2 separate regions of the Homo sapiens genome follow, and region 2 is linked to region 1. Evidence: read pairs that join two places in POLR2A ChIA-PET (ENCODE). Cell type or tissue: CD4-positive, alpha-beta T cell. All regions are shown on one strand.

Region 1 (2,500 bases):
ACAACAAACAATGACAGGCTTTGTCTTCCCCTCTGAGGCTGTGTTTTGATTAAAAGATAACTTACACTGTATTTTTTTTTAACGTAAAAAGAAATATCAGAAGCAGTTGAGGGGCCAGGAAGTGGGTCTTCTAGGGATGAAGTGGCATTCTGCTAGATGGCTTTTTTTTTTTTTTTTTTGAGACAGGGTCTCACTCTGTCACCCAAGCTGGAGTGCAGTGGCACAATGATGGCTCACTGCAGCCTCAAACTCCCAGGCTCAGGGGATCCTCCCAACACAGCCTCTCGAGTAGCTGGGACTATTGGCATGTGCCACCACACTCAGCTAATTTTTGTGTTTTTTGTAGAGACAGGGTTTCACCATGTTGCCCAGGCTGGTCTCAAACACCTGAGGTCAAGTGATCTGCCCACCTCACCCTGCCAAAGTGCTGGGATTACAAGCATGAGCAACTGTGCCCAGCGTGCTCGATGGCTTATGTGTTGTATGCCTACTTTTTGTTGTTGTTGTTGTTGAGACAGAGTCCCCCTTCATCACCCAGGCTGGTGCAGTCTCGGTCACTGCAACCTCTGCTTTCTGGGTTCAGGTGATTTTTTGCTTCAGCCTCCCAAGTAGCTGGGACCACAGGCGTTTGCCACCATACCCGGATAATTTTTGTATTTTTAGTAGAGACAGGGTTTCACCATGTTGGCCAGGCTGGTCTCGAATTCCTGACCTCAAGTGATCAGCCTGCCTTGGCCTCCCAAGGTGCTGGGATTACAGGCATGAGCCACAGCACCCAGAATTCTTTTCTTATGTTATTGGGGAAAATTTTTTTTTATGTCATGGTGATTTTATACTAATATATAATTTTTTACAGTGAGTCATTTAAAGAGTTTGGAAAACAGAGAGGGGCAAGTATTACCCATGATCTTACCCAGAATGTGCTTTTAAATGATAATTTTTTCTTTAATTTGGAATCTTTTGAATCTTTCAAGTTGCCATCACTTAATTCATCTCCACCCTAATCTACGAGAAATAGACTGGTGAGAGAGACTTGATTTATTGAGTTTGCTAGGTCAATTGTGGTTTGATGAAACCTCAAAATGAAGCATCTTACAGAACAGTATATGTTACGGAGTTTTTATCCAGTACAGTTCCTCATAAATTTTGATACTTTGTTATTCTTTGAATCATGTATGATTTGATGATCCAGGATAAATAGAACAACAGTAATCAAGAAGTGTTTTTATTAAACACTTTTACGTGAAAGTAAGTAGATAGAAGAATTGTTTGCCCCGATTCTGAATTTATGACTCATAGCCAGGAAAACCTTCTTTTCCGGAAGTTGCCTCTTGGACCTGACCACCATCACTTCCCTATTGTTGCATCACCAGCTGACAGGAGCAGTGTCTCCAGAAACTTTAGCAGTAGGGAACAGATAAACCTGGGTCTGTTACAGGCCTGTAATCCATTGTAAGCTTACAAACATTGTAAAAGAGGGGCAAAAAAACGAAGACCTGAAATAACTTTTTCCAAACTAATTAAATTGCTCATTGCCGTGGCCGGGCACGGTGGCTCATGCCTGTAATCCCAGCACTTTGGGAGGCTGAGGCAGGTGGATCACGAGGTCAGGAGTTCAAGACGAGTCTGGCCAGGATGGTGAAACCCCGTCTCTACTAAAAATACAAAAATTAGCCAGGCGTGATGGCAGGCGCCTGTAATCCCAGCTACTCAGGAGGCTGAGGCAAGAGAATCGCTTGAACACCGGGGGTAGGCAGAGGTTGCAGTGAGCCCAGATCATGACACTGCACTTCAGCCTGGGTGACAGAGTGAGACTATGTCAAAAATAAATAAATAAATAAATAAATAGCTCATTGCCTTAGGAAAGCCAATAATGCACTCAGCTTTTTAGGGATTATTACATGCAGCTTCATTCATAGTTGGCTATACTAGGCAAATACTTTATTACCAAATAATTACATGGCACTTAACATTTGAAAAAATGTTTTTATAATTTTAATGTATTTGAGGAACCCTATGAACTAAGTAATCTGTATTCCCATTTTATGAAGAAACTGACTCAACATAGAGACAGGAAATATTCTTAGGCCACCCTATTAGATCTCTTTTTAAAGCCATTTACTTGTATTTATATAGAGCTTTATAGTTTATTATGTGCTTTGACCTACTTTCTAATTTGCCATTCATAACAGTTCAGTGAATTGGACAGGGTAGTTCATGAAACTGCATTTTACAAATGAATAAACAGAAGCTCAGAGAGTTCACCCAGCTAATACTAAATGGCAGTGCCTACACTGAAAGCAAGGTTTTCTGAAACTTAGTGCAAAGTTCTTTCATCTACCCCATGTTGATGTTCTGTCATTCAAAAAGCATTCCTCTGCTTTCCTCGGGTATGCCTTAATTATAATGAATGGAGAAGTGTCTAATGCAGAGGACGCTAGACAGCCCAATGGCCTGAATACTTCCACAAACATGGATTGTATGGCCTGCACACAGTTTA
Region 2 (2,500 bases), 250 kb after region 1:
CTCGGGAGACTGAGGCAGGAGAATTGCTTAAACCTGGGAGGCAGAGGTTGCAGTGAGCTGGGACCGCGCCACTGCACTCCAACCTGGGTGACAGAGCGAGACTCCATTTCAAAACAAAAATAAAAAAGATTGGTCTCTCATGGAAAATCAGAAAACATTTCTCATCTTTGATAAATACTAATGTCCACTTTAAGCAGCCTAAAAGATTACCAACTACTTATTTCAACACAGGTTTATGTGTTTTGCCATGTGAAACTGATTGAGAATTAACTTTCATAATCATAAGCAAAGCTTATCTGTTACCTATAGATGATAAACAAAATAAATTATAATACATTGAAAGATGGTATGTACTTTGTAGAAAAATAAATTAGGGAAGAGAGCTATGGAGTAGTTTATTTTAAATACAGCGATTAGGCCTCACCAAGAAGGTGAAGATTAGAACAAAGATTTAAAAGAGGCAGAGGCAGGAAGCCCTATTCATATCTGGGGGAAAGAGACTTCCAAGCAAAGGAAAAGACAAATACAAAGAGGCTGAAGCAGGAATGGTGTATTTGAGGGAGGAATAGCAAGGCCAACAGTATGACTGGAGCAGAATAAATGAAGAAAATCAGAAATAAATACTGAGTATTATGAGTAGAGTGTAGGGCTATGTAACACAATGTAAATAAACATTTTAGTTTTAACTCTGAATGAGGTGAAAATCATTTGAAGAGTTTCTGACTTGTCACATTTTAACAGTATCACTGGCCACTGTGTTAAGCCTGGAAGGGAACAGGATACAAGCAAGAGACTGGTACAATAATCCATATAAGAGATGGTAGCCTGGAGAGATGGTGGCCTGGAACAGGTGGTAGTGGTGAAAGTGCTATCAAGTTGTTGGATCCTGGATATATTTTGAAGGCAGCCAATAGGATTTGCTGAGGGATTGTATAATATGTGGGATTTAAAAGAGAGAAATGCAGAGTTATCTTATGGCACTGAAATCATTTCCATAGCATTTTTTAAAATATTGAAAGTACCTCACATTTTAGAAGGTTCAAAGCACCTTTTCCTGCTAAGTATGAAACTCCGGGCCGGGCGCGGTGGCTCAAGCCTGTAATCCCAGCACTTTGGGAGGCCGAGGTGGGTGGATCACGAAGTCAGGAGATCGAGACCATCCTGGCTAACACAGTGAAATCTCGTCTCTACTAAAAATACAAAAATTTAGCCGGGCATAGTGGCAGGCGCCTGTAGTCCCAGCTACTCGGGAGGCTGAGGCAGGAGAATGGCGTGAACCCGGGAGGCGGAGCTTGCAGTGAGCAGAGATTGTGCCACTGCACTCCAGCCTGGGCGACAGAGCCAGACTCCATCTCAAAAAAAAGAAACTCTATAGCCCACGATAATAAAAACAGGAACCTGGGCCAGGTGCAGTGGCTCATACCTGTAATCCCGGCGTTTTGGGAGGCCAAGGCATGCAGATCACTTGAGCTCAGGAGTTCAAGACCAGCCTGGGCGACATGGTGAAACCCCATCTCTACCAAAAATACAAAAAATTAGCCAGGTGTGGTAGCATGCACCTGTGGTCCCAGATACTCAGGAGGCTGAGATGGGAGAATCGCTTGAGCCCGGGAGGTGGAGGTTGCAATGAGCCGAGCTCACACCACTGCACTCAAGCCTGGGCGACAGAGTGAGGCCCCCCAAAAATTAAATAAAATAACAGAAACCTATGATAGAAGGGTTCCCTACCTCTAGTGTAGCGGTGGTCACACAAGTATATGCATTTGTCTAAACTCATTGAAATTAAAACAGATGCATTTTATTGTATGCAAATTTTATCTCAAGAAATCTGGTCCAAAAAGAAACCCTGAAGACATATCTCTAGTACTCAACATATGCATGCACTCAGCTTTTCTTTTTTCACTTTTTTCTCTTTGAATCTTTCAAACTATTTTTTTCTGCACTCTTAAGAATACTGCAAGTATGCAAAATACAGCAAAACACTGCTAATAAGCATTCCTCTATTGTAGACTTATCCAGATAGAAACAAAATTATTTCTCCCAGGATAGATTATTTTAGACTAGCTCCATCAGTACACTACGTGCCAAATTTCTGAAATGATAATGAACTGAGATTCCTCTGAGCAAATATTCACATACAACTCACTCATTCATTCAATATCTACTTCCAATTATGTGTCAGGTCTGCAGGAATTATTCCTAGAAAAAAAAAAGTGTTTTATGCCCAAAGAAGAATGGGAAATGCTTAACAGAAAAACTACTTTTACAGCAAAGCTTTTCAGAAGTATGAAAATACTCAATTGTTTGGAAATCTCCAAAAAAGAGTTGATCTTTTTCTGACATTGCCACTTTTGTTGTTTTACCATTTTCAATGATTAAAGAGCAACACTCCTGTGCCTGCCTATAGTCACAGCTACGCAGGAGGATCACTTGAGCCCTGGAGTTCTGGGCTGCAGCACGCTACTGATCAGGTGTTCATGCTAAGTCCATTCAGCATTAA

The links. ChIA-PET counts read pairs that join two places held together with the same protein. Peaks named below come from ENCODE experiments on the same cell type or tissue, not always from the same donor. Only the 100,000 strongest peaks of a DNase experiment are listed, where the experiment ranks them.
Region 2: POLR2A ChIA-PET joins it to region 1 with 5 read pairs; 2 of 35 experiments call an interaction of 5 or more read pairs at or near these places.

Annotation. Positions count from the first base shown.
Region 1 is chr14:73,310,393-73,312,892 of GRCh38, reverse strand. All of the region lies in intron 6 of NUMB (NUMB endocytic adaptor protein), which reads left to right. Among named protein-coding and RNA genes, the nearest start is that of PAPLN-AS1, 66 kb to the right of the region's middle. In CD4-positive, alpha-beta T cell, no CTCF peak of the experiment used is centred here; a DNase peak (open chromatin) is centred at 1,352.
Region 2 is chr14:73,062,023-73,064,522 of GRCh38, reverse strand. The region is part of intron 1 of RBM25 (RNA binding motif protein 25); the gene reads right to left. Among named protein-coding and RNA genes, the nearest start is that of RBM25-AS1, 3.8 kb to the right of the region's middle. In CD4-positive, alpha-beta T cell, no CTCF peak of the experiment used is centred here; no DNase peak of the experiment used is centred here.